Linked DNA regions of Homo sapiens: all the other regions are linked to region 4. Evidence: chromatin contacts called from ENCODE Hi-C or POLR2A ChIA-PET data. All regions are on one chromosome and are shown on one strand. The core of a region is the stretch at or near the end of the contact, and the rest is flanking DNA. Distances in the headings are between cores, read along the strand shown.

Region 1 (4,386 bases), core at 1,721-4,220, 670 kb after region 4:
TTCCTAACAGGCCATGGACCAATAGTGTTGGGGACCCTTGAACTACACTATGATAACTCCCCTTGGTGAGGGTTTCTCCCTGTCCTGCCCTTCCTCCTCCTTTCAGGAAAAACAAGAAGACACACCCATATTTCATTTATTTATTTATTTATTTATTTATTTATTTATTTATTTAGAGATGGAGTCTTGCTCTGACACTGAGGCTGGAGTGCAGTGGCGCGATCTCTGTTCACTGCAACCTCCGCCTCCCAGGTTGAAGCTATTCTTATGCCTCGGCCTCCTGAATAGCTGGGATTACAGGTGCTGGCCACCACACCTGGTTAATTTTTGTTTTTGTTTTGTTTTTCTGAGGCGGTGTCTCACTCGTTTGCCCAGGCTGGAGTGCAGTGGCACGATTTCGGCTTACTGCAACCTCCACCTCCCAGGTTCCCGTGATTCTCCTGTCTCAGCCTCCCAAATAGCTGGGACTGCAGGCGCCCGCCACCACACCCGGCTAATTTTTCTATTTTTAATAGAGACGAGATTTAGCCATGTTGGCCAGGCTGGTCTCAAACTCTTGACCTCAGGTGATCCTCCTGCCTCGGCCTCCCAAAGTGCTGGGATTAGAGGCATAAGCCACCGATCTTGGCTTCATTCATTTATTTAACACACATGATGTACTGATTGCCTGTTTGTATGCCAGGCTCTGGAGATAAAAATGTGATGAATGGAAATGGTTTCATGTCAGGGAGCTCTTGATCTAACTAGACAGATGACCCAGTGTATCCCAATTAAGAGACCATGGAAGGCTCTGTGGAACAGAAGGAATACCTGCCTGCCTGGTGAAGTCATGGAAGACAAGGATGGGGAAAGGCTGTTCGACAGAAGGTATAGAGACAGGCAAAAAACTGGTGAAATCACCACCCTGCCTCTTACCTGATTAGTAGCATACTTAACCTTGCTGAATTGCAGTTGCCTCATTCTTTGAAAGAGCTTAACTATATTACCCTTTTGGGTCATTTTAACCATTCATTAATTTCATTCAACAACGATTCATTGAGTGCCTGCTATCGCCAGGCGCCACGTGCTGTGCTAGGCTCTGGGAGTAAAATGGTAAAGAAAAAAGAGAGGTGGCTCCTGCCCTTGTGGAATTTAGGACCAGCCTAGCTCAAGGGTCTCCAACACCCGGCCACAGGCCAGCACCAGCCTGTGGCCTGTTAGGCTCCGGGCCACATAGCAGGATGTGGGCAGTGGGGCCAGCAATCATTACCGCCTGAGCTCCGCCTCCTGTCAGATGAGCACGGCATTAGATTCTCATAGGAGCGCGAACCATATTGTGAACTGTGCATGGGAGGGATCTAGGTTGCACGCTCCTCGTGAGAATCTAATGCTTGACGATCTGAAGTGGAACAGTTTCATCCGGAAACCATCCCTCCACCCCGCTTCGTCCATGGAAAAATTGTCTTCCACGAAACCGGTCCCTGATGCCAAAAAGGTTGGGGACTGCTTGTCTAGTGGTATTGAAGAAAGTGAAATAGCGGCACTAAAGAATAAATTAGAAGTTGAATTAAGGGTTCCGAATGATGGGAACACACTTGAGCTGAGAACTGAAGGTCGTGTAGAACCCAGTATGCAGAAAGGGAATGCAGCGGCATGTCAGGGAGAGTCAGTGTAATTTCAACTGTCTGGCTTACAGTAGTAGCTGCTCAAGTTAAAAAATCACTAGAGTCCGTCGGGGTGGCACGTGCCTGTAATGTCAACTACCCGGGAGGCTGAAGCGGGAGGATCCCAGGAGTTTAAGACCAGCCTGGGCAAGAGAGCGACCCGCCGTTCCAAAAAAAAAAAAATCACTAATAAGTAGGCACGGTTCTAACTTGAGTGATCCCATTTAATCATCATAGCTCTTGAAGTAAGTGCTTATCTTCATTCCTCAGAGTGGAAAGGAAGGCACGGAGAGAGAACTAAGTTTCACAAGGTCACCGCTCTTGAGTACAGGAGGCAGGATTCTAGCCCAAGCAGAGTCCATATGTTGTGTACCAGCTACACAGTGAATGGTGGCTACTATGGCGTTTGCCAAAGGGAGAGGGAGGTAGAAGAGGAGGCTGTTTCAGGAATGCTCCATATTTGGAGTAATGAGCACAAGGACTTCATAGCAAGGCCAAGAACAGCGTAAAGCTGCCCGCGCATGAAAAGCAGCCGCGTTGACCGGGCGCGGTGTCACGCCTGTAATCCCAGCACTTTGGGAGGGCGAGGTGGACTGATCGCTTGACACCAGGCGTTCGAGACCAGCCTGGGCAACAGGTGAAAATCCGTCTCTACAAAAAATACAAAAATTAGCCAGGCATGATGGCGTGCGCCTGCGGTCCCAACTACTTGGGAGCCTGAGGTGAGGCATCGCGTGAGCCCGGGGAGGTCGAGGCTGCAGTGAGCCGTGGTCTCGGGAACAAAAAACAGCCGCGCTGAGAATGAGCCCCGTGTGGTTGGTGCGCGGACACGCACTGCCTGCGTAACTAGAGGGAGCTGACGGATGACGCCCCCGCGCCACGCCGCTCAGCGGGATACGCTTCTTGGCGGACTTTGGAGTGGGAAGCGGGGAATGTCTACGTGCGTATGCACGTGGCACTCTCTGCCCGAGGTCCGGGGACTTTCCCCTAGGCGGAAAGGGGAGGAACAGAGTCCTCAGTGTGTAGCCTAGGATACAGGCCTTCAGCACGAACCACGTCCTCAGCTTCACAGAGTAGTATTTTATAGCCCTAAAGAAATTGTGTTTTATGATTAGGGTGAGAAAGTTGGTGGCGTGAGATTAAAAAAACCGTTTTCGGGCATAACTTTCTAAGACTATAGGCTTTCAGAGGCATTGTGGCTAGCAGAATAGCTAATAGACACGAAATGAACAAATACAGGAAAGCTAGAATGACACTATCTTATGCAAATATGGTCTGGCCCCGCCCTACGGGGAGTGGGCGTGGCCTCCCCGGAGCCGGCCGGCCTGCTCGCGTGCGCGTGCGCGTTGGGGCGGCCGGCCAATGCCGGACCGCTTCGGCACCGCCCGCCCGATCCCTCCACCCGTGGGCCGGCAATGGCGGGCGCAGTTTCGCTCTTGGGTGTGGTGGGGCTGCTGCTTGTGTCTGCGCTGTCCGGGGTCCTAGGAGACCGCGCCAATCCCGACCTCCGGGCACACCCAGGTACCAGCTAGGGCTGCTGGAGGAGGGCTGGGACTGCGCACGGGTCCCAGGCCCCAGCTCGGCTGACTCGCCTGTATCCTCCCTCCGCAGGGAACGCAGCCCACCCCGGCTCTGGAGCCACGGAACCCCGGCGGCGACCACCGCTCAAGGATCAACGCGAGCGGACCCGGGCCGGGTCGCTGCCTCTGGGGGCGCTGTACACCGCGGCCGTCGCGGCTTTTGTGCTGTACAAGTGTTTGCAGGTACGGGGCGGCCGGGGGTAGGGGTGCCCCTGCAGGTGCGGGACCGCCGGGCGTGGGGATCCCCTGAGCCCGAATCTCCCATGGGGGTGCCAGGGTACCAAGAACAAGACACAGCTTCCCTGTCTGTAAAATAAAGACAGTAGTCCGTTGGCCTTCCAATATTATGAGGTTATTTTGAGGATCCAGGGAGGTAACGGATGTGAAGAGCGTGTGGTGAACTGTAAATAATGACTATCACATTTAGTTCTCCTACAATCCAGTGAGGAGTAGTCACTTGCTCGAGGTCACCCAGCGCTGGCAACTGCTGGAGCTGGGATTTGAACCCAGCTAGCAGTGTCCATGCTACAAGAGTGGGGCCAGCCTTGGCACAGGAGGTTGATTGCTGCAGCCAGTGTTTCTAGAGTTCCAGATATGAAGTGGTCTCATGTTCTCCTTGGGAGGAGGCCCTGAAATGTAAGTTGACAGTACATTTTGAAAAACAGTACCTTCCAGGGCTGTGTCTTTAGCCGTGACCCTATTACGTACTTGCATTATAAAATAGAACCGATGGAACCAGTTTAGATATATGAAACTAGAAGAGATAGCTAATAATGACCCCAGGTAGATGTGACAGGCTAGGATGAATGACTGAATTTAATGATGAACTTTGAGAAGGATAGACTAGTAAATTCTGTTCTTGGACCTGAGTACAGTCTGGGAGAAACATAATGTAGCAGGAGGTCTTATGAAAGAGAGTTAGGCATTCCAGTTGACTGAGTTCACTGTGGGATGTGACAAGCCACTTCCCAAATCAGTGCTGGGAACATGGCACTGTGCTTCACCTGCCAATCAGAATGCCCCTGGAGAATTGTATTCTCCTCAGGGCATTGCTTTAAGAGCACTACGTGTTCAGGAAACAACCAGAGAAAACCACCGTCAATGAGCACTGACTGTAAAGACTGACGTTAATAAACCAGAAAAAACTCAGGAAAGTGGGTGAG
Region 2 (4,173 bases), core at 713-3,212, 940 kb before region 4:
GGAAGCAGAGGTGTTATTGTTGTTCCAATATAGTTCTAAAGGCAACTCCATGTGACTACTGCTGATCCAGCCCACATTTAAAGGGAGGACAGAGGAAACCAGAGCAGCAGGAAACAGGCAAGAGAGGCAATTACCACAACCCTTTCCCATGGCCTCATTCTCTCCCATGCCACCACTTTCGGGCATATTTCAATCACAACAAAAACCTTCCTTCTCTGAAAGGTTTCATAATTATTGAGGGTGAGAGGCAACAGGGAAGCAAATGGGGGAAATCAGCGCTGTGGGAAAATCTCTCGTCACACGTATCAACTAGCCATAAGTAGGAAAATCAGGAGTATGCTGGCAGCAAGCAAAAGGGCAGTTTGGGAAACTAATCACTTCTGCCTAATGATAAGAGAAGCCTTCAAAGCAATGGAAGGACAACCCTAGCGAAGGGGCTCCACAGGTGAGTGTATTGAAGGAAACTATCATCTCCAGGGAGTGGAATACATTCCCTTTCCTGAGGTAAAAGGGGAACACACCAATGTAGGATACGGGAGAGCTTAGGTATCATGTTCAACTTCCTTCCACCTTTCACAAACTGGCACTAAAACGGATACACAATTCACAGTGAAAAGTGAGGAATGCAATAACTAGTCGCATACCCCTTGTTGAAAAAAGTGCTGTCACAACGGAAGAGGAATATAAGAACTGGGTTCACCCAAGAAATTATATGCCCTTCAAATAAAAGATAATCTTTGGATACCTTATGGAGACCTGAAAAAACCCTCAACTAGCTGAGCACCGTGGTGCACACTGTAATCCCAGATACTCAGGAGGCTGAGGTGAAAGAATCGCTTAAACCCAGGAGCTGGAGGCCAGCCTGGGCAACATATGGAGACCATATCTCTAAAATTAATAGTAATTTTTTAAAATCTCTCAACTGTTAGGATACACTGGTGCTGTAGAAAGACAATAAGCCTAAATACTGGCAAACCATATACCTTCCTTGAATGTGAGGTAAAAACAATATCCAATAGAAGTGGTAGTAAATGACTGGATTACATCAAACAGGAAATAACAGTAATAATGATGGGATCAACCCCTAAAGCGAGCAAGCATTAGAGACCAGAGTGGTGACAGTTGAGATGCGTGGGCAACTAATTAGACTAAAAACTCAGGGGAAAATGTGGAAAAGCCGAGTGGGAAAGTGATTCAGAGGCAAACAACTGAGTTGTAATGCACCAATGAAAGAATAACATTTTGAGTATGTATTATTAACAGAGAGAGCTTTGCCGTTTACAAAGCGCTCAAAAACCTACATTAAATAATGAACTGTGATATAACCAGACTACAGGAACGGCGGGTGTGGAGGAAAACTGAGTCCCAATTGAGACCAATGCCCTACAGAATTGAAAAGAAGTAGAACTGAACTGTGACTCCGGGTAAGCCAGGAAAGGTTAGAGAGCGCATAAGTTGGGGCTATAACAGGGCCAGTCCCAAGACTAGCTACGGGCGTGAAAGCGGAAAGGTGATGAGATGGGACCGACAGCGTGGCGGGGAAGCTCCAGTCTACTGGCAGGCACCGAGGTGGGAGAGAAAACCACACCCTCCAGGGCAGAAACCCGAAAGGGGGGAGGGGAGGCACCCCTGGGGCTGGGTGGGGCCCAGCCGACCTGGACGGGGGAAAGTAGGAAGAAGCACAGGGCAACGTGAGGGGAAGAGGAAGGAGGGAGCCCGGGCCTGGACGTAGAGGGACCGTGGACCTGGCGAGTGAAGCTCGGCCCGGTCCTCACGGGTGGGCGCCGGGGCAGTCTGCAGGCGGTGGGGTTTCAGACGAGCTGAACCCAGAATTAGAAAGCACACGCTGCAGCGCTCAGGGCCCTGGAAGAGGGAAGGAGAGGGAGAGGATGGCAATTACCGCTGCTGCTCTCGGAGGACCCAAGACCCGCTGCCGCCGCCGCCGCTCGTTACCTGCCAATGTGCCTCTTACAAAGCGGCGGCGGCGGCACAGGCTGCCCAACCCGTCACGTGACCTCGCGTCACGGGCGAAGGAGGAGCCACAACACGTCGCTCGTGCGCGGCTTCAGAGTCAGCCTAGGCGGCGCGCGGCCTCTTCCAGCCACCACCTCCACCCCAACCCCGCGAAGCCAACCGCGTGGAGGTGGGGACCACAGAAAGGAACAAATAAGGGAGACTTGATAATATGTATTGTACTCGGAGTCATCAGGAGAGTATTACCCACCGCATACAAGGTGCCCACAACTGCAGCTCGTCGTCGCGCCGTGATGACCTCACAAAGCACCACAGGTTACTCCCCTGTGGCCGCCCTGTGCTCATCACGTGATGTGGTCCAACCACTCAGGGCAAGCCTGGCCTCCCAAATGTTGCACGAGGGGACCACGACTCCCAACATGCTGCACAGCCAAGGCGACCCCTACCGCAGCCTTTCTCCAGCGGGCTTCTAGACGAACCCCCTAGAGACCTTAGAGCCGAGGGAAGGCCGGGACGGAAAGCGGACTAAGCTGGCTTGAAGGACTAATACCATTGGATGCCGCCCGCCATGTGGCGGAGCGTGGTGCCTGCTGGGAGGTGTAGTCCTGGCGGGGGGTGGGGTTCCGCTCCCACGTTCCTGGGCTCGCTCTGCGCCCTGCCCCCTGCGCGGGAAAACGCCAACGGCTAGCAGCGAGAGCCTCGGCAAGGCGGAAGGTGCGCCCACTTTTAGTCTTTTTCAGTGCGGTTTTACTTTTGCCCTCCCAAGCCCCTTCTGGGTGAAAAGACTAGAATCTACTGAACGCCTACTCCAAGTCAGCCGTTTATTTCTGTTATATCATATAATCAACTCCTTGAGTCCAGGATTTTCCCTATTTAAGGATTTAAAAAAAGAACCTTAGAGTTGTTTGTTGACCGAAGAGACCCAGGTTTTCTGTCTTTAGAAAATTAATGACCTCCTCTCAATAGGATCTGACCTGTTGTCAACTCCAAGAATTACGAATAAATAAGATGATGGTTTATAATTGTAGCATGGTGTTTTAAAGTATTTTCCATTTACTGGCCTGTTTGGATGTGAGGGCGTTCTGGCTATCTTGTCACCCCATAGATCGCCAGGGCTGATTCGGCTGATCTGGCTGTCTAGGCGGGTGGCCCCTTCCTCCCGCACCTCTCCATGTGCGTCCCTCCCGAAGCTGCATATTCGGTCGAAAAGGAGGAGCATCCCCCATAGAAGAGGACAAGTCAAGGATATAGGAGTAGCTGCACGCCCGTGTTAACAAGCTCTCAAGGTCCTCTAAACAAGCTCTCAAGGTCTACTTACTGGCCTGTTTTATCCCAAGCTAGTTACATACAAGGACTTTGCAGTCCCGGCATGCCTTATCTCAATTGGAGCTTTCCTCTGTAATAACACTTCACCGGCTTGTGAAAATTAAATGAGATTATGTAAAATGCCTGCTTGACACATAATAAACCCTCAGTAAGTATCAGTAATCATTTTCACACTCTACCCATCGGGCCCAAAAGGTCTAAGTAAGGTAGAAAGGGGAAATTAGCTTATACTGAACTTTGTACAGGGCACTATGCTAATTACTAATTTGCTAGTTATTAAGTAAAACAATTGACATCTTAAACAGCCCTATCTAGTTCAAATAAAGCCTTTGTTATTCATCTGAATTAAAGAATGCTGCCGGGCGTGGTGGCTCACACCTGTAATCTCAGCACTTTGGGAGCCGGAGGAGGGCGGATCACAAGATACGGAGTTTGAGACCAGCCTGACCAACACGGTGAAACCCCGTCTCTGTTAAAAATACAAAAAAATGTCCGGGCGCGGTGGCTCACGCCTGTAATCCCAACACTTTGGGAGGCCAAGGCGGGCCGATCACGAGGTCAGGAGATCGAGACCATCCTGGCTAACACGGTGAAACCCAGTCTCTACTAAAAATACAAAAAAATTAGCCGGGCGTGGTGGCGGGCGCCTGTAGTCCCAGCTACTCGGGAGGCTGAGGCAGGAGAATGGCGTGCGGAGTTTGCAGTGGGTCGAGATCGCGCCACTGCACTCCAGCCTGAGCGACAGAGCAAGACTCCGTCTCAAAAAAAAAAAAAAAAAATAGCCTGGCGTGGTGGCACACGCCTGTAATCCCAGCTACTCAGGAGGCTGAGGTAGGAGAATCACTTGAACACAGGAGGTGGAGGTTGCAGTGA
Region 3 (4,270 bases), core at 572-3,071, 700 kb after region 4:
CAGCTGCACTGGGCCTTGGTTATTTATAGAGTGTCAGATGCCCAGGGTTGTCTGTGCTAGCAGCTGCAGGTCAGCTCCCTCCCAAGTGCCAGGACTGGTGGAGAACCAAAACTGGAGGCTGGAGGTCACAGAAGCCCAACCCCTGGGGGGCTGGGAACATGAGCAGTCGACACAAACAGCTATGTCATCTCTGATGTTCAGACCATGCTTTATGCTAATCTAACCATAGGTTCATCTTAAAACAATCCTGGGTGGAAGGAAGATGGGGAAACTGAGGCAGAGAATGGGGAAACTACCACCACACCAAAGCCATATGGCCATTCTCCTACCTTAAGCTGGGGGTTGGGAATGGCAGGAAGTGAAGTCTGGTTGGGGTTGTGGGGTGGGCAGAGAAATCTCAGGGTAAATGACCTGCCAAGGTAGCTGCTTTGGCATTTGTGGCCCTGTCCCTCTGCCCTGTGGCCTGGCATGGTCTCCAGGCTGACAGCTTAATGAGGGTAAATGAGGAGCCATTAGAACCTGAGCTGGGGCCCCAGGGCACAGCAGGGCTGCTGAAGCCAGAGGTCAAGGCCAGGGAATTTCTAATGGCCCCTTAGGGTTGTAACTCAAGTGGGGTCTCATCTCTGGATCCCTCTCCCTCCTCCTGCAGGCTAGTACCTCACATCCACATCCCCCCATCCCCAAACGGCTGCAGTCTCCTCTCCAATTTCAGCTGGAGGATTAATTGAGGTAGATGGTAAATTCTTATACCTTCCACCCCCACAATGACTCATTGCTTGATCACTGTACATTCTAAAAGCTGGAACCAAACAGAATTACAGGGCTAAGTCCTCTGGGGGAAGTGGTAGGTGGTTTTGATTTATCCACTGTCTTGGATTACTTGTGTAAGTTTACCCTAGCCCTGGTTACTGAGATGAAACCATTTCTCTCCTGGCGCTGGGGACATAAGGGGATAAGGTGCCCCAATCCTCTTATTCCCATACCCGGGGGGCCCCTTCCCAGAGCCCTAACTCCTCCCATTGTCCCCCAAGTCCACACTCACATCAGTGGCCTTCTTCTCGGCCTGCTCCAGTTTCTCCTGGGCCTCCTTCACGGATTCAGAATACTTTTCCACCTCATCCTCTGTCCCCTTCAGCTTCTTCTGGAGGGCCTGCTGCTCCTCCTCCAGCTGGGACAGAGGGGACTTGGTCAGCCAGGCTGGGAGGGGGCCCAGGCCCAGAATGGAGACGCGGTGTGTGTAGGGGCGCTACTAAGATTTGGAGGCTACTGGGATGGAAGCGGAATAACATAAAAGGGACAGTACAGTCAAGGGTACTGGTGGGACCCGTTGAGGGTACAGAGAAAACTTCAGGCCCCAAGGAGCAGGACCAACCGCGCTCTGCAAAGGCAGAGTGGAAACCAGGGGCCTGGGGCTTCCCCAGGCTATTGTAGGGGAGAGAAGCGGCTCTGGCGAAGGCCCTGAGGGTACTGCGAAGGCCCAGCCCCCACCCTGGGTGAGAGAGAGCCTTGGCGGGCAGGCCCGGGGCTGGGGGACCCATGGCAGCGGCCCACCCTTGCCCTAGGCGCGGGGAGAGCAGGCTGCACTGGGCCCGGCCCTAACCTGCTTGCAGCGGTCCTCAGCTTGCTTCTTGTCGGCTTCGGCCTGCTCGGCGCGGTCGATGGCGTTCTCCTTGTCCAGCTTCAGCATCTGCATCTTCTTCTTGATGGCGTCCATGGCTGCGGTGGGGGGTGGGCCGGCCGGCAGGCGGTGAGGACCGGACGGACTGGGCTGGGTGAGCGGACTGGGTGCACCGGTGGCAGGCGAGGAGGACGGAGCGGGACTGGGACGTCCCGGCCACGCGGGCGCCTAAAAGGCGGGGAGGGACCGGGCGGGGCCGGCAACCAGGACCCTCCCCCACCTCGGCCCAAACCTTGTAGGGGCAGAAGCACGGCCCGGCCGGGGGGTGCGGCCGCCCCCTTCGCCCACCCACTGGGGACCGCCTCCCTTGGGGTCCCGCCCCCATCCCCCTCTTCCCTGCCAGCCGTCGGAGGAAAAAGTGGCCGACGGTCGGCTGGAAAAACCCCGGCGATGCGAAGGGGAGGGGACCCTTGGGCTGGGGGCTCCGTGCTTCCTCTGAGTGACAGCCGGACCCAGTGGCAGCTGCGGCTGGGGCCCCTGGGGCTATTTCGGGGCGTGAGCTCACGGCAGCTGCCCGGGCGCAGGGACCGGCGTGCCCCCCCTCAGCTGCAGCAGCCGCTACCCTTAATTTAGAAGTTTCCTGCAAATCCCCCCGGATTAAATGTCTCTCGGGAGGCGGAGCTCCTCGGCAGTTTGAGTGCCTCAGTTTACCCTGAGTCCCTCTAGGTTTGCGTTATCGACGTGGTGGTAGTAGCGGAGTCTCATCGGGAGCTTGGGGAAACTGAAGCAGGAAGCGAGCCCAGAGCCCCGGTCGCGGTGGGGAGTGTGGCCGGGCTTGCTGCCCCCAGGACCGGCCTGACCTCTCATCCCCTCGCCTCCCCTCCCAGCCCCTGCCCCTGGAGCCAGGCCCTTCCTGCGAGCACCCGGCGGCTCAGGACCCAGCTCCCCGCCCCGCCCCCCACGTGCCCCGCATATTTTCCACGCGGCTGCGGCCAGGCTGGTCACCGCGCGTTCCCCGCCCCCGCTCCCACCCGGACGCGTCCCGAGCCCCTCCGCTCCCCGCCCCTGGCTCCGCCTGGCCCCACTCCCCTCCGCGCGCCTTCCCTCTTCTCCCCCGCTCCCCGCGGACGCTCCTCTCTTTCCCAGTGGGCCAACTTTATGCTGAAATTTCTTTTCTGCCCTTTTTTGGGATGTTTCCCCATTGGGAGGCGGAGCCGGGCTGCGGCGGGGAAGGCGGAGGGCGAGGGGAAGAGTCACTGAGCTGCGGGGCATAGGGGGTCCGGGGCGAGGTGCCTTCTCCCACCCAGGCCGCCAAACCAGCGCCGGAGCCGGGTCGTGGGGTCTGGGAGTCGGAGGCGCGAGGCGCGAGGGTGTTTGTTTTCGTTTTTCCCTGGGGTGGGGTGGGGGGAAAGGAAGTGGAGAGCCGCCGGGAGGAGGGGGAAGGGGAGGAGAGAACAAGCGGAGGAAGCCGGGAGGGAGCTGCTAGCCTCGCCCCCACCCTCCAGTCATAGAGGGGCGGGAGGCCTGGATTTTGCAGTGGGCTGGGGACCGTGGGAACCCGAGGCCGCTGGCCGGGGCGGTGGGGAGGTGGCGTGGAAATGCATTCAGATCTGTTTAGCTGCCTGCTAGCCACACGGAGAGCAACCCTGGCCTGACCTCGCAGTGTTCCTCTAACTCCGTGGAAGACGCCTCATCCACCAGTAGCCTATGCTAGACCACTGGGTATCCCCTGCCCTTCGCGTCTCACAACCACCTAATCCTGGAGAGGCTGCCTTCTACCAAGGAGGTTCCTCCTCGGGTCGGTCTGGGCTGGCCTCTGGCCGCGCCTTATGTTTTCTTCAGTCTGTTTTGTAGTCTTACTTCTAGTTCCTCAACTCATTCATTCATTTGACTGTCCCATGACATTGTTGTCAAATATCTTTTTAAAAGTTAATGCGAATATTATCTAAAATTCTCCAAAACCCCTCCCTAATCCCTGTCCCCCCACCTTTTTTGAGACGGGAGCTTGCTAGATTGCCCAGGCTGGTCTTGAACTTATGGGCTTAAGTGATCCTCCCGACTCAGCCTCCTGAGTAGCTGGGATTACAGGCGTGCGGGCACCCTGCCTGTTTTGAGGAGAAAAAAAAAATCCACATTTCTTAATATGGTATAGAAGGCCCGTTGTTTTGGCTGTTGCCTGCCTCTCTGGCCTCATCTCCTTCCATGCCCAACCTCACCCCCAGTATTCATACTTGTACCTCATGCTGCATTCATAATGAGCTACGTGCAGGAGCTGGAAATAGCCATACTTTTCTTAAAGCTTCCACAGTTTATGCATTCTGTTCTCTCTCCCTAAAATGCCCATCCCCTTGGCTGATTCCTGGTGGCCTTTAAGACTCAGTAAGTGTCAGCTTTTCTGGGAAGCCTTCCCTGGCCACTTCTCTTCCCACCGCCTCACCTAATAGGTGCGTGTTCTTGGTGCGGGCTCTCACCCTCATCCTAGTCCCATGGTATAACTGTTCTTATACCGGTTTGGCGCCTCCGCCGGTCTGTGAGTCCTCAACAGAAACGACTGTTCTCAATTCTGAATCCCCAAGGCCTATCACAGCACCAGGCATAGAGTTGGCACTTCATGAACATTTGCCAGATGAGTTTTTTATGTACCAGTTTCTG
Region 4 (4,112 bases), core at 155-2,654:
TGGCTCATCTGCCCCATGCCCCTCCCCTCCTCATCCCCCTCACCCCATCTCACCATCCTCTCACCACCCCCTCTCCCTACCTCCCCCCCTCAACCCCATTTCCTCAAATTCCTCATGCTCATTTCCCCACATTCATCACCCATCTCTGCTCCCCTCCTGGCCCCCAACCCCACTTCCTTTCCATCCTCCTTTCACCCCAAGTCTCTTTCTTCCTTCACACCTCATGCCCCTTTACCCTTGGGAGCCCCATAGTGACTCCTGGCATGAAGGTAGGTAGTGAAGAATCTACAGACATGACTCCAGGACCCTGGCACCCCCCCCCCGCCTTGCTCTGCTCTTGGCCCAGGTACTCAAGCTGCAGTTTCTAGCAAGACCTCATGGGTGTCCAAACTCTGTCTCTGGAAAATAGGAAAGAAAGAAGTAAAGGGGAGCTTCCGGCCTGACCCTTCTATCATCATCAACCCCCCAGCACTCCCCTCCCCCACTTCACCCCCAAATTACTCCCTCCCCACCCCCGCTCCCTCGAGCACAGATGGGCCTGGGAGACAGTGACGTGGGCGCCAGGCACCGTGTCTGCTGGAGTGGCGGCTTCCGCTGGCGACCGCCTCCGCAGCCCCGCCTGCTCCCTGCATCGGGGACACTGGGGCTGAGATCTAATGACTTAATGGGGGGTGGGGGAGACTAGAGATTCTGAGGGTGTTAAGGAAGGGGATCTTGGGGAGTGAGATGAAAGATGAAAGGGGAGAGCTAGGATAGGAGATCGGGGTGTAAAGAAAGAACCAAGAATAAGACAAAAGGGATCACTGCGGGAAGGAAGACAGGAGATCATCTAGGGCCAAGAAGGAAAGGGCTAAAACACAGGCACTCCAGGGGGAAGCAGGATGAGAGACTGATTAGAAGAGGGACTGAAATGGAGACCGCGGGGTCGCTGAAGAGGGGCGCGAGGATGAGGGGCTGTACAGAGGGTGGGCGGGGGAGATTCCTGGAGGCACCGGCCTGGGCAGAGCCATCCGTTTCCCTCGGGGGAGAGGTCCGGGGGGCTCTGAAACCCGGCATCCGTGGGGTCTGTTAGAGATTCCGTTAGGTCACATCAGGCCACCGCGGGGTCAGGATAAGGTAAAGCTAAATGAGGTCAGCTTGAGGTGGTTACACCGTTGGCTGAAAGGCGAGTAAGAAGTGCTGACCTTTTGGCCCCGGTCCAGGGACTACACCTCCCAGAGTGCACTGTTCTCTCCCTCTTGCCCCCCAATGAAGAAAGGAAAGAATGCACGGCCGCACGGCCAACTGGTGGGTACAGTTTTCCTTTAAGGCTGCCTTTGACGTCGCAAGGGTTCCAGAAGGTTCTCCTGGGATTCGAGCAGTGGCCAGTACGTCCCACCTTCTCAACCCGGAGATTGGACTAATATAGTTTGCCCCCGGGCTCGGGTCTGAGTCTCAGGCACGAACCAATAAAATCAAAGGGCGAGCGAGGTTGCCGCCCTCTGTCTTTTTCACCAATGGCACGACAAGATGGCAAAGAGGCGTGGTTGAGTGATCCCAGAGGGCGCCAATCAGATCCACACCAATCACTGCCTGGAATGTGTGCGCGTGTGGCCGGGTGACAGGGGCGGAGGATGGGCGGCTATCACCAAGCCGCTTGTTGAAAACTGCCCAATCACAGTGGAGGCTGAGCTGAGTGACAGGAAGACGGTTCAATGGGCGGCGCGGAGGCGGAGCCGTGGGGGCGGGCTCCCGGTCCCGCTATCGGCGGCCGGCGGGCAGGCGACTCCTGTCCCGGGTGGAGGCGGCGGAGCCGGAGCCGGGGGAGGGGGCAGCGGCTGTCTCACGGACCACGGCGGCGCCCGCAGCTCCTCACCGGTGAGGGCGCCAAGCCAGGACTCGGGGGTCCCGGGAGCGGGGCGTCGTGAAGCCAGGGCTCCTGGTGTTGGGGGGTTGGGACACTGAGGGCCCGTAGGCTCTGCTGCCTTGGGGATGCGGGGCCCCGGGGTCTGCAGGGTGCTCGGAGTCCTAGACCAGGGCTTGGCTGTCACAGGGGGCAGCCAGCGTCTGAGTCGGGGAGGGGAGGGGAGGGGAGGGTCGAGTCGGACCGGACCAGATTGGGTTCTGTGGGGCGGAGGCATCTGTGAGCAGACCAGCCAGCCAGCGCGGGTGACATCACCGACCACCCTCCCCCGCCCGAGCCCCCTCCCCTCCTCTCCTCGCCGCGCCTTTTGTCCCGGCCGAGCTCCGCTCTGCCCCGCCCATCTGCGAGGGAGGAGACTCCCGTCAGTGACTTCATTGAGTAGGTTCTTGGGGATTGGGGTCGGGTCCTCCCCAGTGAGAGGCGACAGGAGCTCACTGCCTCTCGGGCCCTCACAATCACACCTGTCACAGGTATACACGCTGCCACTCACAAACACACGCTTGCACTCCCAGCCTCACTGACACGCTGCCATACAGCCGCTCACAGCCAGCCAGACACTGCTGCACCTGAGAGCAGGTGGCCGCGGGTCTTCTCCCTTCACTCTCCACATTTGGGGATCAGGTCCGGCACCTGCTGCGCCAGACAGGCCTTGCTGGGCACGCGCCTCTGAGAGTCCAAGGAGGTGGCTTCCAGAGCTGCAGCACTTCAGGCCGGCTCCGGTGGAGCGATCAGAGGTGAGGGGCTTGGCTGGGCATGTTTAAGCGCACAGTGCTCTCCTGCCCACCCCCAGCAGCACCCCCACTGCAGGCCCGAGGAGCTTTCCGGAGCTTCCCACACTCCTGGGGAGAAGACTTCTTAGCCAGCTTGATGTTTAAAATTCAGCTGGAGCCCTTAAAACTTCGAGCGTGGACGCTGAATGGGTTTGTAAAGTTTCGGTAAGTCCCTCCGGAGAAGGGCACTCACACCCATACCCAGTCAAACCCTCCACGCGGCCATCCCCTCCATTGCCTTCCTGCTTCCTCCAACTCATCCTCATCCCCTCTGTGACATACAGGAACCCCCCTCCGGCCTCACCCACATATTTGAATGAATTGCACCCCTTATCATTCCTTTTCTCAAACCCTTCAGGTATCCATTTTCCACAGACATTTCCTCCATTATTTCAACTCTCCACATTCCTCCCTTTCAACCCATCATTAACCCATTTTCCACCTCAGCCATTTCCATCTGTCACTCATCCCCCTCCATCAGTACCTCATTTTCTGTATCAGCCATCTCCCCTCCCTGTACCTCAACAGTCCCCCTCGCCATTTTCTCCCCATTTTTCCTTCCTGCCTCTACCTTAACATCCTCCTCATTCTTCTCCATCAAAGGCAGTGCCATGCCATGGGGCTCCTTTGTCATTCCAACACGTGGCCTGTGGGTAGGGGGGAAGGGAAGGAGGGAGGAAAGCAGAAAGAGAAAAAGGAGGCAGATCCTGAAAGAGCTTGCCCTGTGTCTGCGGAGGCAAGAGATGTATGGGCCTAGAGCAGCTAGCAGGTGGGTACCAGGGAGGAAGCTGGCCGGGTGTGGAGGTAATGCAGGGACACCAAAAGGAGGTGGGTGGTTGGTGAGCCGTTCCACTGGCCCTCTGCCTGGAAGCTGCTCTCGTTCTCTAGGGGCACCCTCTTGGTGTGCTAGGGTTCTTTCCCAGTCCCAGGGGAAAGAAGGTGTGGGTTGAGGCAGAAATGGCAGACCACCCCCCCCCGCTCCCTCTCAGACGGCTTTTGCTGCCATTTCCGAAAACGGTTGCCCCCCCCCCCAACGAGGTGCTCTTTCTTCTCTGCCTCTCCCAACCCCACCCCCCACCCCATCTCCCCCACAGACGTGACATGCTGGTGGGGGGCAATGGGGGAGTACCCGCCTTTGTGGAGCCTTTTCTTCGTCAGAGAAAGGTGACTCCCAGAACCATGAGTCAACCCAGCCACCTGCAGCAGGGCCTGTGGGGGCAGCAGTGAGGGCCATTGTCCCTGCCCACCTAGGGCCTTGGGCGCCTCCCCCTTACCCGGTTACAGGCCTCACTCCTGGAAGGACACCCTGTACACCTCCCTGCTGTGAAGCAGTCAGAGGCAGAAAGGCAGGTCTCAGCTGTGGCTGCCAGCCTAGGACATTGCTAGAAAGACTCTGGTTCTCCTGGCTTTGGCAGGGGTTGGCCAAGTCTCAGAAGGGC
Region 5 (4,342 bases), core at 437-2,936, 810 kb before region 4:
CATTGCTCACAGCAGCCTTAACCTCCCAGGCTGAGGCCATTTTCTCACCTCAGCCTCCTGACTAGCTGGGACCACAGATGTGTACAACCATGTCTGGCTAATTTTTTACAATTTTATTTTATTTTTAGACAGGGTCTCATTTGCAGAACCCAATAGCTGGGACTACAGTCGTGTACCACCATGCCCAACTGTTTTTTGTTGTTGTTAGAGATGAAGATTCTCCACGTTGCCCAGGCTGGTCTCAAACTCCTGAGCTCAAGAGATCTGACCATCTTGGCCTCCCAAAGTGCTGGGATTACAGGCGTTAGCCATCGTGCCTAGTCATTTTATTTTATTTTATTTTATTGCGACAAGATCTTGCTCTGTCACCCATGTTTGGAGTACACCAGCACAATCCTGGCTCACTGTAGCCTCGACCTCTCAGGCTCAAGTGATCCTCCTATCTCAGCCTCCTGAATAGTTAGGACCACAGGCACATGCCACCACGCCCAGATAATTTGAGTTTTTGTAGAGACAAGGTCTCACTATGTTGCCCAGGCTCACCTAATTTTTACCAAACTTTTTGTAGAGACGGGGGTCTCATGTTGCTTAAATTGGTCTTGAACTCCTGGGCTCAAGAGTCATCTTATTCAATTAATAATTCTCTGTCTCCTAATTCCAGCAGACATAGAAAGACACAGAAGGCCAGCGCCATGGCTCACGCCTACAATCCCAGCAATTTGGGAGACTGAGGCTTGAGCCCAGAAGTTTACCACCAGCCTGGGCAACATGGTGAGACCCCGTCTCTCCATATATATATATAAAATAATAAAAATTATCCGGGCGTGTTGGCATGTGGCTATAGTCCAAGCTACTCAGAAGGCTGAGGTGGGAGGATCACTTGAGCCCGACAGGTGGAGGTTGCAGGGTTGCAGTGCGCCAACATCGCGCCACTGCACTCCAGCCTAGGCGACAGAGCGAGACCCTGTCTCAAAAAAACAAAAAACACCCCAAACAGAAACAACAACAACAACAAAAACCCCCACAGAAGGCAGTGAAGGCTTGGGATAGGATTACCTGGTTTAAACCCATAGAATGTCAGAATTGAAGGAAGACTTAGAGGTCACCTTTGTTTTTTTTTCTTTTGATACAGAGTCGCGTTCCGTTGCCCACCTGGAGTGCAGTGGCGCGATCACGGCTACCGCAGCCTCGACCTCCCGGGCTCAAGCGACCCTCCTGCCTCGGCCTCTCAAAGTGCTGGAGTTACAGGCGTGAGCCACTGCGCCCGGCCTAGAAGTCACCTTTCAACTTAGTCCTCTATACATGGGAAAAGTGAGGTCCAGAAAGGGTATGAGTTGTACCAGGTCGCTGACCCTGAACAGAAGCTAGATGTCTTAATTCCCAAATAGGACTCGCTGCTAACTCTTTGGGCATACCTTCGCGATTCAAGGCTCTTGGGTTTCCCGCTTTGGCCGCCTCGCCAAACCCAAGTCTTACACTCTTAGTGACCCCCTCCTTTCCTCCTTCCCCCTTAGGTCAGCAGGGTTTACTCATTCCAATTGCAATGCTCCATGTTGCCGGAGTAGCTCCTCGCTAGAAGAGAGATTAGTTATGTCACCGTCGGCTCCTCCCATTGGTCCGGGCGTGTGGAGCGCGGCGCCATGACGTCAGACGCCCAAATGAGTGGGGCGGTGAGGGGAAGGAGGAGGGAAGTAGGACTTCAACATGGCGGCTGCGGCACTGGCGGTGGCTACGGTGACGGCCTGGCCCGGAGCGGGCAGAGTTGGAGGTGGTGGCGTTCGCTCTCCCTAGGGGCTGTCGGGAGCTCAGCGGGGACCGAGCCTGGGAGGCCGGCCGGTGCCAGCACCTTTCGGCTTCTGAGACGGCGGCAGCAGCGGCATTCAGGTGAGGGGGGCCTCCCTCTGGGGGAGGGGGAAGAGGGGCGGAGTTGGGGGAGGGGGGCTGGTACTGGGAGACTGGGAAACGGGATGGGGGGCCGAGCGAGGTGAAGGGCGCCGGAGCTAGGAGGTGGGAGGGAAAAGTGGCCGGAGATCCGCGATTCGGGGAGGATTCTGGGAGAAGGGTCGGAGTGAGGGGACCGGAGTTGAAGGGGCGGAGGGGAAGTGGGATGCGGAAAAATGAGTTCGGATTAAGGAGACTAATACCCTACTGGAAGACAGGCATAGTAGACATCTATCGGGCTGGACTGAGAACTCGGTGGGAACTAGAGGATGTCAGGGAGGGGGACCCAGATTTTAGTAAAGAAGGTGAGTGGTGGGGAGTTGAGGGTGAGCTGGGGACGTGCGGTGTAGATTTAGTTCTCCCTGAGGCAATGAGATTGGGGAGAAAAGGTGGAGACTAGACCAGAGGTGAGTGATCTTTGGGGATATCTTTGGCCTTGTCTGGTCTTCTCCAGGTATGTTTATCCGCCTTTTTTGTTTCTTGGGTGGAGGCTTACCTATACAGTCCACCTGGGCCTCAGGAACCGCCCCAGTCTTTCTTGTGGAACGTCAGGTTCATTTATTTGAGCTATATCAGTGATCTTTGACCTTTGTTGCCAAATGTAATTGTTTCCAGACTAGCGTCTTAAAAGTATGGTTGGGCATAAAAATACGTTTTATGTTAAACTGAAAAAAAAATTGTTACTTTTAGTCACCATGCAGTGTTGCGAAACCAGATTTGGTAATTTAGTTAAGTATTACGTATATTCTGTTCTAACTTTACTCGTTAGTGCTTTGTCTCTTCAGTTATTAGCATTTGAGAATTTGAATAGATATGATGGATGTTTTCCTTTTTAATTTTGTCAGATTTGATGGTGGGAAAAACAAGATACTTAGTCTTTAGTGATATATAGTTCTTTCTAGTTAATGTCCCAACCTAAACTAAAAGTTTCCGTATTGGCCGGGCGCTGTGGCTCACGTCTGAAATCCCAGCACTTTGGGAGGCCGAGGCGGGCGGATCACGAGGTCAAGAGTTCAAGACCAGCCTGACCAACATGTTGAAACCCTTTCTCTACTAAAAAGCCAGCCGGGCGTGGTGGCAGGCGCCTGTAATCCCAGCTACTCGGGTGGCCGAGGCAGGAGAATGGCTTGAACCTGGGAGGCGGAGGTAGCAGTGAGCCTAGATCGCTGCATTGCACTCCAGCCTGGGCAACAGAGCGAGACTCCGACTCAAAAAAAAAAAAAAAGTTTACGTATTATGGCAAAGAATGTGAAATGTGTCAAGTCTTAAAAGAATTACATTGTCCGCATTAACTTACTATAAGTGAAATTTTATTAAATTTTTGTTTCTAGTTCTATTAATTCATGGTGTTTATTAAATAGCTACTGTGTGTTGCAATAATAAGAGTCATTATAATTACAGAAATGCTAAACTTAATGTTTCTTTAGTGAGTGACCATCGCTGTCATTGCACAGCAGATAACTTTACTAACCTGCTAGAACCTCATTGGAAAAAAAACTTTTTTTTTTTTTTGTTTCTTTTTATTTTTTTCCAGAGGGAGTCTCGGTCTGTTGCCCAGGCTGGAGTGCAGTGGCGCGATCTTGGCTTGCTGCAACCTCCGCCTCCTGGGTTCAAGTGACTGTCCTGCCTCAGCCTCCCGAGTAGCTGAGATTATAGACACCCACCACTACGGCTGGCTAATTTTTGTATTTTAGTAGAGACGGGGTTTCACCATGTTGGTCAGGCTGGTCTCGAACTTCTGACCTCAAATAATCCTCCGGCCTTGGTCTCCGAAAGTGCTGGGATTACAGGCGTGAGCCACCGCACCCGGCCTGTTTTCTTTTTTTTTTTTTTTTTGAGACAGAGTTTCGCTCTGTGCCCAGGCTGGAGTGCAGTGGCGCAATCTCAGCTCACTGCAAGCTCCGCCTCCCGGGCTTGCCATTCTCCTGCCTCAGCCTCCTCAGTAGCTGCGATTACAGGCGCCTGCCACACACCTGGCTAATTTTTTAAAATATTTTTTTAGTAGAGACGGGGTTTCACCGTGTTAGCCAGGATGGTGTCCATCTGCTGACCTCGTGATCCACCCGTCTTGGCCTCCCAGAGTGCTGGGATTACAGGCGTGAGCCACCGCGCCCGGCCTTTTTTATTTTTATTTGTATTTTATTTTATTTTTTGAGACGGAGTCTCCCTCTGTCGCCCAGGCTGGAGTGCAGTGGCGCGATCTCGGCTCTCTGCAAGCTCTGCCTCCCGCGTTCACGCCATTCTCCTGCCTCAGCCTCCTGAGTAGCTGGGACTACGGGCTCCCGCCACCACGCCCGGCTAATTTTTTGTATTTTTAGTAGAGACGGGGTTTCACTGGGTTAGCCAGGATGGTCTCGATCTCCTGACCTCGTGATCCGCCCGCCTTGGCCTCCCAAAGTGC
Region 6 (4,130 bases), core at 95-2,594, 650 kb after region 4:
AAGCTTGCTATCTTTTTGACAGTATAATATATGATACAGGGTAATTGAGAGAGTTTCTCATGTTACGCTGTTTTCTCATTTCACATTTTTATTTTGTGAACATAGTATTTTCATTCTTTTTTTAAAAACCAGTTTTATTGCATTGTAATTTATATACAACAAATTGATCCATTTTAAGTGTACAATCCTATGAGTTTTGACAAGTGTATTCAGTTGTGTAATTACCACCACAATTAAGATACAAAACCTTCCTATCTCTCCCAAAATCCTCCTATCCCTTTGCAGGAAGTCTTCTCCCACCTCCCCCAGCCCGTAACTTAAATTTCTCTTGTTTGATATCAGTACAGATGTTCCTTGACTTAGGATGGGACTACGTTCCGAAAAACCCATCATAAGTAGAAAGTAATGTTAGTCGAAAATGCATTTAATACCCTGATAAACCCATCGTAAAGTCAAAGAATCCTAAGTTAAACCATTGTTAAGTCGGGGATTGTCTGTATATAGCCTCTGGTTTTTAAAATAATATTTAATATTTGCCTGGTATCTCTTTCCATGTCTTTATTTTAAAACTTTATCACTTTAAGTGTGTTTCTCTTAAGTAATGTGTGCCTAAATTTGATTTATAACAAAATCTGACAGTCTTTTAATGGTAGATTTCAGTCCGCTTTTATTTACTGTAATGAGTGATGTATTTGATTTTCTTATTTCCATCTTACTTGTTTTAAAGTTTTTTTATATTGTTGTTAACTCTTCTTTTTTTTAATCTTTGCTAGATTAAATAAATTACTACTCATTCAATTTTTCTCCTCATTAATTTGGAGTTTGTCATTCTATTAATAGTTACCATCCCTGTCCCTGCTCTCAGATAGATACACATGACTTTTCTAGTGTATGAAAACAACAGCTACTATTTCCAGAATACTTTAATTACCTTCTATTTCCTCCCCATCCCAATAAAATGTAATCTTTTTTATTTTTGAGACAGAGTCTCACTCTTGTTCCCCAGGCTGGAGTACAGTGGCACGATCTTGGCTCACTGCAACTTCCACCTCCTGGGTTCAAGCGATTCTCCTGCCTCAGCCTCCCAAGTAGCTGGGATTACAGGAGCCCGCCACCAGGCCCAGCTAATTTTTGTATTTTTAGTAGAGACAGGGTTTCGCCATGTTGGCCAGGCTGGTTTTGAACTCCTGACCTCAGGTGATCCGCCCACCTCGGCCTCCGAAAGTGCTGGGATTACAGGCGTGAGCCACCGCGGCTGGCCAAAATGTGACCTTTAGATTACTTTCACTTCCCTTCCTTTCTCCCATTTTTCCTCCCCACCTCTCCCTGCCTTAGACTTCTGGAACACTTTTACCTTCCCCTTATCCCCACCGCCTGACTCCACAGTTTTAATGAGATAATTTAGTCCTTATTAGAATTTCCCTTATAGTGTGTTCCATCTGTTTCAAGAGTCCTTATTTAGCATATATGTTACACCTCATAAACAGACATGGTTCGTTGCTCCCCACTGGTTTCTTGCTTCTTCTCTTCCCCTGTCTTGAAGTCTGTGTTAGGATTCATTTGTTGTTTATTAGAGTCTCTTCTCAAAAGTATTTCTCAGATGAGGTACTCAGTGATTTTTGCAAATCTTTTTTTCTTCCTTGGCTGGGTATAGGTTGCAGGCCTTTTCTTTCATTAGCCCACATTCCATCTGGGGGTCTTTTAACTTTCAGGGTTGCAGATGAGAAAAAATAACTTGCTTTCTGCCTTAAAGTATGTAAGATTTCCTATATTCTTAGAGTTTTGGAATTTTTGCCTATATGTAGCTGAGTGTGTGTCTTTTCGTTTCAATTGGAGCTGGAATCATTCTTTCTTCAGCTTAGAGAAATTTCATCTATTATTTAATTATGATCTCTCCTCTCTTGTTCCTTTTTCTCCTGGAACCCACAGCATTTGCAGGTTAAGTCTACTCTATCTGTTCCAGGCTTCTACCTTCTACCACATATTTGCAATTCTATATTTTTGTGCTAGATTTTGAGACTTTTTTTCTATTTAATTTTCTAGACCTATTTTGGGGTTTCAGCAATGACTGTCCTCTCCTTTGATTTATCAATGGAAATTTTTAGTTCTGAGATCACATTTTCTAGTTCAAGGAAATCTTTTGTGTTTGAGCTTCACACATATCTCTTCCAGGCTCTCATTTTTTCTGTCAGGGATTCAGCTGTCTCTGCCAGCAGGTTCCTCTGCCCTCTGGTTTTTCTGCATTCTCCCAGCCTCAAGGGCTGAGAAATTAAATCCACCATTAGTTTTGCTGGTAGTTAAGACCCAGAAGAGTCATGATTGTCCTTGGGAAGCAGGCTGTCTCTGAGACTTGCTTTCTTCCTGAAAGTCCTTGCTTTTGGCTCTGAGGCTGTTTTCCAGAACTTGTCTATAAGGAATTCTCTCTGCTTGGAGCCCAGAGGAGCCCACTTAAAGTTTGTCACCTATAGCTGGAGTTGTCAGAGGGGGTGTGGAATGGAGAACCTCACTAGAGTTTCCTAGAATTCTCTTGCTCTAAGAGGTCTAAGTATCACTATTAACAAATAAAAAGTCACCAAAACACTTAAAGCCAGGAAGTGTTGAAAGTAGTTACCTCTGGGAACTATGACTGGGAGTAGGAATTGGAATTGGGGGAGAGAGGTTTTTACTTTTATTTTTTCCCCTATGCTAGGATTTCTCACCCTCAGCACTATAAATTTTGGGTGAGAAATTCCTTATTGTGAGTAGCTGACCTGAGTTTTGTAGGTTGTTTAACAGCATCCTTGACCTCTTTCCACTACCACCCCCTCCCCAGTTGTGAAAACCAAAAATGTTTCCAGACATGCCCTAAATGTTTCCTGCAGGGGGTGGGGGCAAAGTCACCCCTGGTTGAGAACCACTGTTGTGTAGCCTTTGGTTCTATTTGACTTTTTTTTTAACCACGTGCACATTATTTCTATAATTAAACATTTAACTGAGGTCACAAGACCGAAGAGGAAATATGAAGCTGTTATAAGGAACCAGAACAACTAAGTAGAGAATATACAGTAAAGGATAGGGAAGCAAGTTAGCAAAGTGGGAAGAAATGGAATATAAATAAAAGAAGTAGAAATGAAGAAATGAGAATCACTTAAATCTGTTCCCTCCTTGTAACAAAACCAAGCTGGAAGTTTAAACCCATCTTTGAGAGACTGCAGAGCAGGGCCAAAGATGGAGAGACCCTGGCCACATCGCTTCCAAAGACCCTCTTCACCTATAAGTAATTTCTTAAGAACTTTCTGGCCGGGCGCAGTGCCTCACGCCTGTAATCCCAGTACTTTGGGAGGCCTAGGCGGGTGGATCACGAGGTCAGAAATGAAGAGAGTATCTGAGTCTTGGAACTAGAGGAGCAGGATCCTGAAGTCCCACATAGTCCTGTCACTGAGGTCCCTGTCAGGCCTCTGAGCCCAAGAAAAGCCATTATATCCCCTGTGACCTGCACGGATACATCCAGATGGCCTGAAGCAACTGAAGATCCACAAAAGAAGTTAAAATAGCCAGTTCCTGCCTTAACTGATAACATTCCACCATTGTGATTTGTTTCTGCCCCACCCTAACTGATCAATTGACTTTGTGACAATACACCCTCCCCACCCTTGCGATAAGTACTTTGTGATATTCCCCCACCCTTGTGAATGTACTTTGTACGATACACCCTCCCCACCCTTAAGAAGGTACTTTGTAATATTCTCCCCACGCTTGAGAACGTACTTTGTAAGAAGATCTACCCCCTGCCCGCAAAAAATTGCTCCTAACTCTATCGCCTATCCCAAAACTATAAAAACTAATGATAATCCCATCACCCTTTGCTGACTCTCTATTCGGACTCAGCCCGCCTGCACCCAGGTGAAATAAACAGCCTTATTGCTCACACAAAGCCTGTTTGGTGGTCTCTTCACACAGACGTGCATGGCATTTGGTGCTGAAGACCCGGGACAGGAGGACTCCTTCGGGAGGCGGGTCCCCTGTCCTCGCCCTAACTCTGTGAGGAGATCCACCTACAACCTCGGGTCCTCAGACCAACCAGCCCAAGGAACATCTCACCAATTTCAAATTGGGTAAGCGGTCTTTTCACTCTCTTCTCCAGCCTCTCT

What was found. A loop is a pair of places that touch in the nucleus more often than their neighbours do. ChIA-PET counts read pairs that join two places held with the same protein, here RNA polymerase II (POLR2A). Pooled maps may share reads with other maps.
Region 1: a map of ascending aorta shows a loop between it and region 4 (7-fold over the local background). The contact joins the promoter of CCDC107 here to the promoter of DNAJB5-DT in region 4. A Hi-C loop is called at or near these places in 4 of 168 maps with a recorded cell type or tissue (CD4-positive, alpha-beta memory T cell, ascending aorta, gastrocnemius medialis and 1 more), 4 of 37 single-sample maps with no recorded cell type and 18 of 50 pooled maps.
Region 2: a loop to region 4 is called in a map of gastrocnemius medialis, with 4 times the contacts of the local background. The contact joins the promoter of UBAP2 here to the promoter of DNAJB5-DT in region 4. A Hi-C loop is called at or near these places in 3 of 168 maps with a recorded cell type or tissue (ascending aorta, gastrocnemius medialis and naive thymus-derived CD4-positive, alpha-beta T cell), 2 of 37 single-sample maps with no recorded cell type and 15 of 50 pooled maps. POLR2A ChIA-PET finds 5 or more read pairs at or near these places in 2 of 52 experiments (AG04449 and activated CD4-positive, alpha-beta T cell).
Region 3: a map of gastrocnemius medialis shows a loop between it and region 4 (5-fold over the local background). The contact joins the promoter of TPM2 here to the promoter of DNAJB5-DT in region 4. A Hi-C loop is called at or near these places in 1 of 168 maps with a recorded cell type or tissue (gastrocnemius medialis) and 4 of 50 pooled maps. POLR2A ChIA-PET finds 5 or more read pairs at or near these places in 2 of 52 experiments (AG04450 and activated B cell).
Region 5: a loop to region 4 is called in a map of ascending aorta, with 18 times the contacts of the local background. The contact joins the promoter of UBAP1 here to the promoter of DNAJB5-DT in region 4. A Hi-C loop is called at or near these places in 1 of 168 maps with a recorded cell type or tissue (ascending aorta) and 13 of 50 pooled maps. POLR2A ChIA-PET finds 5 or more read pairs at or near these places in 1 of 52 experiments (B cell).
Region 6: a loop to region 4 is called in a pooled map, with 4 times the contacts of the local background. The contact joins the enhancer-like site here to the promoter of DNAJB5-DT in region 4. A Hi-C loop is called at or near these places in 2 of 37 single-sample maps with no recorded cell type and 7 of 50 pooled maps.

What each region holds. Positions count from the first base shown.
Region 1 is chr9:35,655,322-35,659,707 of GRCh38, forward strand. It overlaps CCDC107 (coiled-coil domain containing 107), which reads left to right and starts at 2,971. Exons shown (of 5, transcript NM_174923.3): 1 at 2,971-3,164; 2 at 3,255-3,406. The coding sequence starts at 3,059. ARHGEF39 (Rho guanine nucleotide exchange factor 39) reads right to left here. Exons shown (of 9, transcript NM_032818.3): 9 at 4,022-4,386. It also overlaps RMRP. RefSeq lists enhancers at 1,735-2,243, 2,244-2,751 and a silencer at 2,834-3,093.
Region 2 is chr9:34,046,925-34,051,097 of GRCh38, forward strand. It overlaps UBAP2 (ubiquitin associated protein 2), which reads right to left and starts at 1,963. Exons shown (of 29, transcript NM_001370062.2): 1 at 1,901-1,963. It also overlaps the pseudogene RN7SKP114. RefSeq lists enhancers at 1,073-1,929, 1,930-2,785, 2,066-2,595, 2,786-3,642, 3,643-4,173 and silencers at 1,746-1,795, 1,946-2,035.
Region 3 is chr9:35,688,104-35,692,373 of GRCh38, forward strand. It overlaps TPM2 (tropomyosin 2), which reads right to left and starts at 1,822. Exons shown (of 9, transcript NM_003289.4): 1 at 1,601-1,822; 2 at 1,043-1,168. The coding sequence starts at 1,714. RefSeq lists an enhancer at 1-264 and a silencer at 3,160-3,239.
Region 4 is chr9:34,987,975-34,992,086 of GRCh38, forward strand. It overlaps DNAJB5-DT (DNAJB5 divergent transcript), which reads right to left and starts at 1,405. Exons shown (of 2, transcript NR_109756.1): 1 at 1,185-1,405. DNAJB5 (DnaJ heat shock protein family (Hsp40) member B5) reads left to right here and starts at 1,771. Exons shown (of 5, transcript NM_001349723.3): 1 at 1,771-1,857; 2 at 2,525-2,838. The coding sequence starts at 2,657. RefSeq lists enhancers at 1,192-1,401, 1,956-2,885, 2,886-3,815 and silencers at 1,512-2,011, 1,526-1,674.
Region 5 is chr9:34,177,357-34,181,698 of GRCh38, forward strand. It overlaps UBAP1 (ubiquitin associated protein 1), which reads left to right and starts at 1,687. Exons shown (of 7, transcript NM_016525.5): 1 at 1,687-1,884. RefSeq lists enhancers at 736-1,694, 1,500-1,929, 1,695-2,651, 2,652-3,609.
Region 6 is chr9:35,633,392-35,637,521 of GRCh38, forward strand. It overlaps a transcript of CD72 not described here. Among named protein-coding and RNA genes, the nearest start is that of SIT1, 15 kb to the right of the region's middle. Within about 2 kb of position 1,345, at least 2 of the 41 ENCODE cell types and tissues checked have a DNase peak (open chromatin) inside an H3K27ac peak, as active enhancers do.